2 separate regions of the Mus musculus genome follow, and region 1 is linked to region 2. A link is a contact called in ENCODE Hi-C or POLR2A ChIA-PET data. All regions are on one chromosome and are shown on one strand. The core of a region is the stretch at or near the end of the contact, and the rest is flanking DNA. Distances in the headings are between cores, read along the strand shown.

Region 1 (6,781 bases), core at 1,259-3,758, 45 kb after region 2:
AACATGATCAAAGAAAACATGACAACAGGAAGGAAGACATGATAGCAAGAGCAGGAAGCTGGGTGACCACATTCAATCCACATAAAACAAAAAGAAGAGCAAATGGGGGCAGACTATAAAGCCTCCAATCCTGCCCCCAGCAATGTCCTCACTCCAGCAAGGCTCCACCTACTAAAGGTCTCATGATTTAAGCAGACAGCACCACTGGCGGGGGAACGAGTGTTCAAACATATGAGTCTGGAGACCTTTGAGAGTCAAACCCCAGTAGTAAGAATGGTAACTTGGGACGACTAATACTGTCATTTACTGGCTTCAAACTCTGCAGTTGCAGCAGTGCTTGGTGGGGATATGTCCTTCCTGTCACAGGGCTGGGGAGTCCATGACCAAGATGTTCATCCAGTGCTCACAGCTATACAAGGATGCGTTGCTGGAGTGGTCAGACAGGGCTCCCATTCTTCCACATAAGAACTCTTTCTGGACTTAGGTTGGAGTCCTCAGATTTGGGTTCTGTGAGGAAACATCAAACCTTGCTCGTCCAATGTGCCAACAAGCATCGGGGTCTTCATTTCTCAGCACATTGCCTGTTTCATTGGCCAGAATGAGACATATGCCCCTTTGGAACTCAGTGGACATTCAGTGATGGTATTTGTGTCCCCCGCTTTTTTTAGTATGTCAAGGTTCCAGACTTTTGAGGGGGCTTTAATATGATATAAACATTCAATAGCTATACAAAAAATACACAGAAATGTGCTACCATTTCCACTTGATATGTTCCTGAATAAACTACTAAGACAAGCACTGAGTCTTATACATTGATTATATTCCCAGTTAATGAAATACATGTTAAAAATAGCCCTGCAGGGTCAGAGTCCTAACCATACCTCTTCTGAGGACATTGTGTAGTGTCTTTTGCTATAGGTAATAAGGTTAACTCCTTGTCCTTTTGATTCCAAAAATGCAGGGAAATGGCCTGTTTAAGCCCTGCTCAGACTCCAAAGAATGCCAGATAGTCCATTCTGAGGAGAAAGCATCGGCAGAGTCACTGCAGTGTGGTAGAAGTGGCTTCACGCTGTGCGTGGTTCTTGCTCTGTCAGCTGATAATTGTGTGTTCCTTTTGCATGCAGGTGTCCTCTACCTCCAGTATGGAGACGAAACCAAACAGCTGCGGATGCCGAATGAAGTCACAAGCACAGACACAATCCGAGCTCTCTTCGTCAGTGCCTTTCCCCAGCAGCTCACCATGAAGATGCTGGAGTCGCCCAGTGTTGCCATCTACATCAAGGATGACAGCAGAAATGTCTACTATGAGTTAAATGATGTGAGGTAAGTAGTTACCTTTGGGGGCGTTGTTTTAGAGTGTAATTGCCTCCACCTATTTTATTTTGAGGGTCATTGACCACTGTATTGAATGTCTAGCGTTTGTGCTCAGTCCGAATTTCTACTCCTCCTGATGGCAAGAGTCCAGTCATTACATTTAGTGGGACTGCTGCACACAGATGGGAATTCATGCTCTGGCTCCTAGAGTTAAGTACAAAGATGAAAACACACTTCTTCTGGGTAGACCTTTGAATGTGTTACTAGCCCTGCCTGTATCATAGCTGAAAAGGATATAAATGATCCAGCAGTGCATTTTATCTAAAAAGCAAGAAAACTAAAGCCCAGAGAGGTGGTCAAGAAGTACCAAGAGCTAAAGGCATACTTAAAACTGAATTTTCAAACTCCTCCCTAGAATATTCTTTCTCCCATGACAGAGCCTGTTCTAGGTAATGATCCCACTGGCTCTTCACCTATGCCTTACATGTTTAAAATGAAATGGTAAGTGCACTATACACAGAGGACGCTGAGAAACAGCCTCACGTTCCATTTCTAAAAAATTCTTCCTTTACTCAAAGATGGCACGTGTCTCATAGTCTTTCTCCAGGAAACCCAGTTGGATAGATTCACAGCACTGCTGGCAGCCAGGGGATCAAAGCCTTGACATTAACTGCAGTGGCACTGTCTATACAACCAAGGGACCCTTCTGGTCTGTCCCAGGCAAACAACCTGAAAGACAGAATCTAAATCTATATAACCAAGCAGTTACTGTTAAGGGTATAGTTCCTAAATATTTTAGAAGTCAAATAATTATATCAGGACTAATCTAACCCTTTCCTTTTATAGAATCAGGAACTCAGGTGTATCAAAGTTAAGGGTCTTATTCAAGAGTACACAGATAAACAATTAAAAACCAAAACATGTGCATGCGAGTACACACACACACACACACACACACACACACACACACACACACACACACCCCAATCCTGGCTGTTTACATGCGCGGCCCAAATCATGAAGGACAGGACCCAGACTCTCTGTTCTCTGCCCTGGGGATGGCCAGCTCTGCTGTTTCTTCACTGTGAAAAGAGCAAGGAGCACTTTGTAAAACTGTGCCTGCAGAACATGAATGCCAGCTGATCCATATCTAACGTTGATCCCAGATGACATTCTGAGACATGTGCCAAGGTGTGAGTAATTTCGGGCTTTCAGAATCTGACACATGCCCCAAGCTACAGGTGCTACATCTGTTGCGCGACTTCCTGCTTTTGGAAAACAGGGTTAAATATTTATGATCACTGAAAAGTCATGCTTATTTTTTAAATAAATTATTAATCAAGCTGTCACCATTTTTTTTTAAATTTGCAAAACATAACCTTAAACCGGAGGTAATGGAATTATATTTGAAGCATATACTTGTAATAATAGAAAGCCATGAGACACTTTCACATGGACAGACCACTTCAAGGCAATTGTCTTGCATTTCTGCATTTCCATGGAGAGGCCTTGAGAACAGCAATAGAGACTAAAGGTGAAAATGAGCAAGAGCTCGTGATTATCTGGCTGTAAGGAGGAGATTGGGAGAGGCTGGGCTGCAGACTTGCAGACTCTAGAAACGCTTTCATGTGGCCATTTACCATTTTCTACAGCCTGTCACAAGACCTAAGCTATATTTAGCTCCTGGGGATTGGTTTTGCATTCTTCAGAAATGTCACAAGGAGACTCAGGAAGAGCCAAGGTGGAGAACAGTCATGGTCCTCCTCAATGGAAACCCAGCTGATAAGACAACTAAAAGCATTGCTGCTGAAAGAGAGATGCTTTTTAAACATTAATAACTTGAGGGCGTGGCTCAAGAGAAGAGCATCTGCCTGCCAAGAACAAGTCCATGGTATCCCCATACATGCACACACAACGCACCCACATACTCACACATGTACACATGCGCACACACACAAACTAATAACGCTCAATATAGTTTCTGTGCCATTTGTTTTTTTTTATTGCAATAATGATAACTTGTTGGTCCTTTGCCTGCCATTTTCTCTCCTTAGATTTCTTTTCAATTTCTTGAATTTAAGTGTGAAAAATGAGCCTAAAATTCTTCAAGATAAAATATTTTTGTTTGGTGAATATATTATTAACCCTAAATGATTATATGTACGCTCCTCATAGTATCATTTGAGTTTTAGCTTTAGTACATATGATATTTCAATTATATTTAGCAGTGGAATTTTTTTTTTTTACCACAAACATTATATAATACATTAAAAAAAAAAAAAAAAAAGACTGTCAGGTAGGCCTTAACTAAAACAATGACTTTAATCTGAAGTTACGAAATTCCCATTCACATCTTTCTGTGTCTTCGAAGTCAAAGCCTATTTCCTGACCATTTGACTAGTTCCTTATTGTGTTGGCTTCATAAATTTTCCTCAGGGAGGTTCAGGTCAGACTGCTGTATGACAATGTCACCATAAATGCAGTCTGGTGTTGCATTTTGCTGTTGGCTCATCTCAGATGAACATGTTTCTAAGTTAATAATAACCAAGCTCATATATTTTAAATGCATTTACAACCGCAGTAAGCCCTTCTCATGGCGAGTGAGATTCTCTGGTTCATCATGTGTCGTACGTGATGTCTGCTACCCAGAGGCAGGGTTCTTTTCATGAACTACTGTGCCTACCTGCTGACTCTCTCTCCCTTTTGCATTAACCTAGCCCCTGTTAGTATCAAGGACTGACTGCTCCCTCCCCTCACCCCCGAGTTTATTTCTAATGAGCTACTTAACTCATGAAGCATCATGCAAGCTGGGACTAGTTGGTTCTTCAAAGCAATGACTGGCAGATATTTAGATAGAAACAGGACTCAGCTAACTACCATCCACTTCATTTAAAACACAAACACCACCCAAGAATTCCAATGGTTGTACTCAGCCCACTCAGTACAAGAACACCTACAAGAAAGAAACCGTCTGCTTACCCACAACCCCTCAGCTCCAGCCACCATCGGATAGATAGGCTAGAGGGGTTACAGGTGACCCTTGCAGAAGAGCCTAAGGAGAGAGAAGGGCGTCGTCATACATGGGCTGCTCTTGTGTGATTTGAGCAGGCTTTCTTCTGCAATCTGATTTCTTGCCTCTAAGAACTGGGATCAAAAGCAGAAACGACTCAGTGTGTTATATTTCCTTTGTGTTTCAATGTGTATGGAGGCAAGCTTTTTGGGTTTTTTTTTTTAAGAATGCATTGTTAAACATACTGGGCTTGGTCTTTTTGATATTCTTTCCTATATTTTGTATACATTTTTTCCCTTGCTGAGCATTTGATATCAAAGAAAATAATTTTTAAGTGTACATTCATTGGATAAAGAGGAATGTTTAAACAAAGTAAACAATTAAATATTTAAATATTAACCAAGTCTCTTGAAGGGATTGTAAATACTGGAGTTTTGATGCTTTTTAGAGTGTTCTTTTTCTGTACTCTGAAGCTTGGAAGCAAGTTCTTGTTACCTGATATCTCTGGCTGGACATTAATGCTGCAAGAATAACATGTTCGCTAGGAACAAGTGAAGGGAAGAAAAACCAGAGTCGTTTTTCTTCTTTTCTTATTTATCTTTGCCCATGTTATGGTGAAAAGACTTTTTGTTTGGTTCATGGTAGACAATGGCAGAGTGTCTTTTGCCTGATTGCTTAAGGACAGGGAGAGGAAATGACCAGAGTCAGACTCCTTCCATCTGCCATAGTGATGGATGTATCTGATTCCAGGAATATCCAAGACAGATCCCTTCTCAAAGTATACAACAAGGATCCTTCACATGCATTTAACCACATGACGAAAGCCGTGAACGGAGACATGAGGGTGAGTACGAGTGTTCTGGTTCTGACTCTATCCTCAGCTCACACTGTCTCTTCTCATACCTGACGACCATGGTTCCCAGGTTCATGCTGCTCATCTCACCTGGTGACTTATTCTTCATTCACTGGTAAAACTGAGCATGGATCTTATTTTTCATTTCTACCCCTTTGCTTGTGTAGTTTAGTAGTGCCTCCCAAATGCTAGCAAGAGCCCTTTCGGCTGTTCTGTAGGCTCAACCCCAAGCACAGAGTTGAGATAAATCTTCACTTCAGAGATATCCCGAAGGTCTTCTCTATCAGTATCCTTGCTCCATAATGCACTAGCTTACCTAGAGAATCTATTGCAATATTTTCACTCAGTAAAAAGAGGACAAACAAACAAAAAACAAGAGCGTGAGCTATGTGGAAAACAATTTCTTGTTCTCAGAGCAGCCAACACCCTCGTCCTGCTGCTCGCTTGCTAACTCGGGCCTGTTTGCTCTTAGTATTAATATTACCAAATCTCTGAACCATGTTGAGGGCAGAATATAAATACCTACATGATTTGAGAGCTGAACTCTCTAGATTTAGGCCATCTCATGAGATATCCCAGATATTTGTAATACTTAGGGATGTTTCAAAGAAAAAAGTTTCAGAAAACTATTTAAGAGTCTGAAGCTAGAATTCGAGCCTGTCTACTGGGAGTGGATGTGAAGCTAAAATAAAGGTGGGAATAAAAAGGAAATCAATTTTTCAAAGTACATTCCTTCCCCCGTACATCCACAAGCATGCACACAAACATACCTACAAGACACTGGAGTTCCACTTTAAAAACATACTTTTTACTGTCAATGACACCTAGGCATCATTTCCCGTTGGACTTCCAGTGAGTGAGCTGCTCTCTGCTCCCTCACGTTGTATATGCATTTCTTTTTGCTTCTATATCAAAAGATGGCAAATGTAGTGTAGTAAAACAACATGTGTTTGCAGCCATGTATGTCCAGGCTATGTGTATGTCTGTCCATATTGATTTGCAACCCTATCTTCAATGCAAATAAAATATCCCTCTGGCCTTGCTTCCATTGTCAAATCTTTCACCTTCTATTGCCCTTTTTTAAAGACACTTTGCGGTTAATGTGAACCTACCTAACAGCCTGTGAAAATGCCCCTACTTTCATGTAGGCTGTACGGCGGCCTGATGTCCTGCCCCCTTGTAACCTAATGTCACAGGTGCAGGGCACTAGGATGCAGAATCTATGGAGGCCTGGAGCTCTACCTCCCGCATGGGGCATGTGAGTTTCAAACCAAGGCCGGGGTCAGGAGATTCAACTGAGGGCTCTAACTGAATTCTTGAGAAATTCTGAATTGTAATGAAGTCAAGGCGCAGTGGAACCAGAGCCTACTGTTTTGCAGGGAAAGGCCTATTATGTCCTGCCTCCTACCCTACATATAAAATCGTATGCGTGGAACCGAAAAGCTGTAGTGCTACCTAAGAAAAACCTAGAATTTTGAGATTTGTTCTTAGCCAGTTACACTTTAAATGCAAGCCAGAGCCATACGAAGACAGTGGGCCATGCTCTTAATCAGGCCTAGGTGGGCATTATGAAACCCTCTCTTAATCAACTCTGCTGTGCTCTT
Region 2 (6,452 bases), core at 37-2,536:
TCCATGCTGGCGAGAGGCTCTATTGAAGTCTCTGCTGCTCCAATCTTACTGTATGTGCTTAGCAGCAGCAAGCACTCAGTATCATTTTTTAACACTGAATTTCAAGCTGGGTGTGATCATGCATACTGGAAATCCCAGTAGTTGTGAAGCTAAGTCGGAAAGATTTTTTGAGTGTGAGGTAAGAGTGACTTACAGAGTAAATTTGAAATCAGCTTGGACTGTGTTGGACCTGGCTGTCCTAGAACTAACTAACTAGCTCTATAGACCAGGCTGGATTTGGACTCACAAAGATCCACCTGCCTCTGCCTCCTGTGTGCTGGGATTAAAGGCATGTGCCATCACCACCGGAAGAAGAACATAGGGAATGCTCTCTCTCTCTCTCTCTGTGTGTGTGTGTGTGTGTGTGTGTGTGTGTGTGTGTGTGTGTGTGTTTCTCTAGCCTGGCAGTTAAGTCACAGAATCAGGACGTATGAACCCCAGATCTCACTCATTAGCTGCATCTTCCAGTGTTATCTCTGGGACCCCAGGGACTAGCATACAACTTGGGAGAACACTGCTCAGGACAGGGGGAAGACAGACAGAGCCTTCCTACTGTCACCAGCCTGCAGCTTCCATGTGGGTTAAAGAGCACTGTGCTCTTTTAGCCACAGTCATCCCTGAGGCAAGAGCCAGGCTGGCAGTGGAATTTCTCCTTTGTGCTTTGCAGGAAATGGGGTGGGTTGGGGATGTCAGGTCTCTGTGAAGATTCCCCCCCCCCCCCCCCCCCGCCTGTTTTGCCAAATAAAGTAAAGATAAGAAACTCCTGTGTGCCTCCCCTATCTATCCCTGGGAACGGAGCCTGTTGGATAATGGACCCTTTGTCTTCAAGGGAGGAATTTCCTTCGGCTGTCAGGGCAGCTGGCCTTGCAGGTGGATACCTGCCCTGCAGGGGAACCCCTCCTCCCGGAGAGAGAGAAGAGGCTAACAAAGTCTTGCTTAAGGGATTACTGAGTGAACATTTGTGGTTCCCTGTGCTTGTGAAAACTGCTCAGCCTCAGTCTAAAGCCAGTTTTTCTTCAGAGTGCCTATAAACCCATAGTCAAGAGGTTCAATCCGTTACCTAGTGAATTCAACTAGCATAGAATTTTCCAACTTCTGGAGAGAAACAAAAGGACTCAGGAAGAGGAGAGGACAGGAGATGAGAGACATAAGAAGTTGGTCAAAAGAGAGGCTGTGGCCTCAGAAAATGAGGGCTTTTGGGTCAGCAATGTTACTGCTGCCCTCGACTTCCTCCTTGTGGCCAATTTAGGAATTTCCTCTGGGATGCACCTAGTGCCCAGGGTACAATTGACTGGGGTTGCTGAGCCTATGGAATGGAGGGAAAATCTGAGTCACCAGGAGCCTGCACATGCACTCTCCTTTCCAAGGTCCTTACTCAGCCTTGCCTTGATTAAAGAAATCCCCTTGTGTCTGGTCTTATTTAACACAAGATGCACAGAAGCACAGTCCCGAGTCCCAGTACAGAGGACTACAAGTGTAGCTGTTATACCCACCCCTCCCACCCCCACCTCCACCCCAGCCTCAGAGTCATGGCCTTGTAAGTAAGCCCTTGTTGGTGCTGTTTGGAAGCGCTGTGTGTCTTTGAGTATCTCTGTGTTGTCATATTGGTCAGAATTGATGGGGGGGGGGGGCGTTTTCAAGACAGGGTTTCTCTGTGTAGCCCTGGCTGTCCTGGAGCTCACTCTGTAGACCAGGCTGGCCTCAAACTCAGAAATCCGCCTGCCTCTGCCTCCCGTGTGCTGGGATTAAAGGCATGCGTGCCGGCTAGAGTTGAAAATTTTAATGAATCCGCCTAACATATTATCAGTTAGATCAGCAGTTCTCAACCTGTGGGTAGCACCCACAGGAAAACACATGTTTCTGATGGTCCTAGGAATTCAGGTACCGCTCAGCAGCAACAATTACAGTTATGAAGTAGGAATGAAAATAATTTATGGCATGGGGTCACCACAACATGAGGAGCTGTATTAAAAAGTTGCAGCAGTAGGACAGTTGAGAGCTACTGATACAAATGCATCAGTTTGTCCATTACCTTGATCTTTATTTTTTATTTATTTATTTTTTTCCTGAGACAGGGTTTCTCTGTATATCCCTGGCTGTCCTGGAACTCATTTTGTAGACTAGGCTGGCCTCGAACTCAGAAATCTGCCTACCTCTGCCTCTCGAGTGCTGGGATTAAAGGCGTGCGCCACCACACCTGGCTATAATTTTTATCATCTGTTCATTTTAGGCCAGGAATAGTGGCCCACCTGATAGCCCTGCCCTGCCATGTCAATACCACTGACAGCACCTGGCTGCTGCTAGAGCGTACTGTTGGTTTTATGCATGCTCTTAGATCAGACAGGCAGTGAGGAGAAGTCACCATTGTACATAATAGAAAGTATTTTCTCTGCCCCAAAGATGTTCTGTAGTCTGCCCATTTAACCTTCATTCCTCACCAACTCCTGACCACAAGTGAGCTTTCCTTTCACTGTTGTTAGAGTTTGATTTTTCTAGGACATCCTACATTAAGAATGAGACAACTGGGGTTGGTGAGATGGCTCAGTGGGCAAGAGCACCCGACTGCTCTTCCGAAGGTCCGAAGTTCAAATCCCAGCAACCGCATGGTGGCTCACAACCACCTGTAATGAGATCTGACGCCCTCTTCTGGTGTATCTGAAGCTACAGTGTACTTACAAGTAATAAATAAATAAATAAATAAGTCTTTAAAAAAAAAAAAAAGAATGAGACAACTTAGCTGGGCAGTGATGGCGCACGCCTTTAATCTCAGCACTCGGGAGGAAGAGACAGGCGGATTTCTGAGTTCGAGGCCAACCTGGTCTACAGAATGAGTTTCAGGACAGCTGGGACTACACAGAGAAATCCTGTCTCAAAAAACAAAAAAATAAATAAAAAGAGACACTTTGGCCCTTTCAGATTAATAGTGGAGTAATACACATTTAACTTTCTTCCATGTCTTTTTGCTACTGGTAGTTAATTTCCCTTTAGCACTAAATAATATCCCATCATCTAGATCAGTCAGTTTATCCATATTCACCCTCTGTGATGGTTTGAATATGCTTGGCCCAGGGATTGGCTCTATTAGGAGGTGTGGCTTTACTGGAGTAGGTGTGTCACTGTGGGCATCGACTTTAAGACCTTCATCCTAGCTGCCTGAAATCGAGTCTTCTCCAAGCTGCCTTCAGAACAAGAGGTGGAACTCAGCTCCTCCTGCACCATGCCTGTCTGGATGCTGCCATGCTCCCACCTTGATGATAATGGATTGAACCTGTAAACCAGCCCCAATTAAACGTTGTATTTTGTAAGAGATGCCTTGGTTGTGATGTCTGTATACAGCAGTAAGATCCAAACTAAGACACCCTCTGATAAACATCTTTGTTGATTTCAAGTTTGGATAGTTATAAATAGAATAAAGCTGCTGATGAAAAAGTATAATGTAAAAGCAAAGTTCTAGGCCTTTAGGCCCAGGCTTGAGAATGTGACCTTTGTGACTCAATGTTCCAAGGTATGCTAATCATAAAACAGATTGCTACATTCCTTCACCCACCCGCTTCCTGGGTTCAAGGAGTGTTCATTCAAAGAAAGTCACCCTGACCCACCCTGACCTTTGCTGGAACCCTCTATGCAAATGTGCTATTGTTAGGGGCTCTTAGAAACTGCCTTGAGAAATAACCCGCACAATTACCAGGTATTCCTTGTGACTCTTGTGACTTTGCACTTCCTTGTGACTCTTAACTGGTATTTTTGGTATTTTCCAACAACACCCTCCCCACCTCCTTGAGTTGTGGTTTCTTTCTTTAATACCCCCTTACCGAGCTACTTGGGGTGCCATGGTCCTCTACCCCTGCGTGGTGTATGACGGTGGGTCCGAGAGTGCTCTTGAAATAAAAGTCCTCTTGCAGTTTGCGGCGAGACCATTTCTCGTGAGTGATTTGGGGTGTTGCCCCTCCTGAGTCAGAACGTGGGGGAGTCCTCACGTTGTGGGTCTTTCATTGAGAACATCTGTGTGTAGGCTTCTTTGAATAAATTCCAGATAGCAGGATTATAGATCATATGAGGAGGTTTTTTAATTCGGCTTCATTGTAGATCCCTTTAAGGGTAACTCTTATAGGGTTTATTTTTATGTCTGTATGTACACACACTTGCACCTGAATGCAGATGCCTGCAGAGGCCAGAAGAGTGTCAGATTCCTGGGGCTGAAGCTGTAGATCATTGTGAGTCACCCAGTATGGCTACTGAGAACCACGTCCAAGCCCTCTGCAAGAGCAGGTGTAAGACCCGAAGAGCCTTACATCCAGGATGTCCCACTCACAGAAACACAGAGATGGAGATCGATACAACAAGCTAGAGGTTTATTGATCCAGTGCGCTGGGACTGTCCTGCAACCAGGAATCTCCTAAGCACACACTTTTTATACAGTTTAAGGGTAGACTTAGGTAACAACTTGAGTTGGTTTAAGCCCATTGTTGGCCTATGCTGACCTTTTCATTCCCCCCTTTAGAAATGGTAATTAGCCTCTCCCTTCCGGAGGGGCAATTGTTTCAAGACCTTCCCAAAGTTCCTAAGCAGCATTGATGGCCCCAGGTGAGGTGAAGTCTTAGTCACCAGAAGAGGGAACTAAAACCTTTTTGGTTGTTACCTGCATCTGCCTCTGTAGGTCGGGGCTTCCTTGTAAAGCTTGTTTTGCTGCTTCATTCCGGAAAGGGAGTGTTCAGCACAACCTTTTAGCGGAAGATCCCCAGTGTGCAATTCTAGCAAGGTATTTCAGTGGTCATCTTATGTTCTCTAAGGTCACACACAGGATGCTCCCTTAACTGCTGTGCCATCTCTTCAGCTCCCAGCATGGGCTTTTGCATTAACTCTTGATTTTCAAAAACATGAGATCGAGGCAATGTTGTGGCTGCTAAGGTATTTGTAGAGGCCTTGAGCTCTGCACTAGAGGCTGCTGTGTACCTGTAGCTCCTTGATTTTACAGCACTGCCTCTTCAGATGTTACCCAGGGATGTGAGATGCCATTGCTGTCTGACCCTGGCCACAGAGCCTGGTCCTGGTTACCTTTTTGTAGCTGTGACAAAAAATCATGAACAAAAGCAATTCGTGTAAGGAAGAGTTTATTTTGGCTTGTGGTTCCAGAGGGAGAATCCATAACACCAGAGAGACATGACAGCAGCTGGCCAGAGCAGGAAACTGAGAGATCACATCTCAGTGGCGCACAAGGAGCAGTGTAAACCAGAAATGCAGTGAGACTATAAACTTTCAGATTCCACCCCCAGTGATGTGGACTGGAGGCTCCCTGTCACAGTCCTAAATGATCCATAACCTCCAGAAACAGCTGGAGACCACCTTTCAAATACAGGAGCCCCTGGGTGTTGGGAATGGGCAACACTTTTATGCACACTTCAACAGGCTGAGTGGGGAAACCTATTCTGCATTATACTTCTATATGGAGCATACTTTGTCTTTGTAGTTCTCAGGATGTGCTGTGTGGAGGCTTGGCACCCTGATGGTGGACTCTGAAGTGGACAGACCTCAAACTCCCTCCGCCTTTACACATTTGCCCAGAGATAAACCTGCTGTGTTTATAATTATTCTATGTGAATAATTCTATGTTGCTTCTGAGTATTTCGACAGTGAGAGAGATGTTGAGGGGCTAAGCATGATTTATTCTCCAAGGGACTCTTAGGACATGTATTTGGAGAGGAATTAAAAGCAGTAGGGCATACATAAATGCATGTATGTATGTATATTCGTTGTGTCTGTTCACATAGCCATAAATATAAGCGGTTCTCTGTATTCGCTAGTTCTGAATCCTTTGATATAACCAGCTACAGGCCAGAATTATTACAGGACTGTGGATAATGCTCAGTAGTACAATTCTTGTCCAGCATGTCCAAGACCCTGCCTGGCCCTAACATAAAAGTCTTTGAAAAAAAATAAGTTGAATCTGTGCCACATATGCACAGACTTTCTTTTCCTTGTCACTGTTCCTTAACATATAATAATTACTTAAGTAGATTTTCAGGTTGTGTTAGGTGTTTGGAGGTCAGGGGATTCCACCAGTTTCTACTCAAGGCATTCAAGCACCTCCATCACTAGACTGTGGTGTCTCATGAGATCTTGCCTCTAGTCCACTGTGGATGCTGAGAGACCACTCCTGGCATGAAAGGTATGAACTTATCATTTAAGAGAGCCAGTCCCGAGCTGGGCGTGGTGGCGCAAGCCTTTAATCCCAGCACTTGGGAGGCAGAGGCAGGCGGATTTCTGAGTTCGAGGCCAGCCTGGTCTACAAAGTGAGTTCCAGGACAGCCAGGGCTACACAGAGAAACCCTGTCTTGAAAAAAAAAAAAAAAGAGAGAGAGAGAGAGAGAGAGAGAGCCAGTCCCAGTCAGATGATAGCCAAACAAGGCTACCTC

What was found. A loop is a pair of places that touch in the nucleus more often than their neighbours do. ChIA-PET counts read pairs that join two places held with the same protein, here RNA polymerase II (POLR2A).
Region 1: a map of left cerebral cortex shows a loop between it and region 2 (5-fold over the local background). The contact joins two enhancer-like sites. A Hi-C loop is called at or near these places in 1 of 37 maps with a recorded cell type or tissue (left cerebral cortex). POLR2A ChIA-PET finds 5 or more read pairs at or near these places in 3 of 5 experiments (all embryonic stem cell).

Annotation. Positions count from the first base shown.
Region 1 is chr2:20,708,281-20,715,061 of GRCm38, forward strand. Etl4 (enhancer trap locus 4) reads left to right here. Exons shown (of 22, transcript NM_001081006.1): 5 at 1,125-1,323; 6 at 5,075-5,168. Among named protein-coding and RNA genes, the nearest start is that of Arhgap21, 260 kb to the right of the region's middle. Within about 2 kb of position 2,509, at least 1 of the 3 ENCODE cell types and tissues checked has a DNase peak (open chromatin) inside an H3K27ac peak, as active enhancers do.
Region 2 is chr2:20,664,889-20,671,340 of GRCm38, forward strand. All of the region lies in intron 4 of Etl4 (enhancer trap locus 4), which reads left to right. Among named protein-coding and RNA genes, the nearest start is that of Arhgap21, 300 kb to the right of the region's middle. Within about 2 kb of position 1,287, at least 1 of the 3 ENCODE cell types and tissues checked has a DNase peak (open chromatin) inside an H3K27ac peak, as active enhancers do.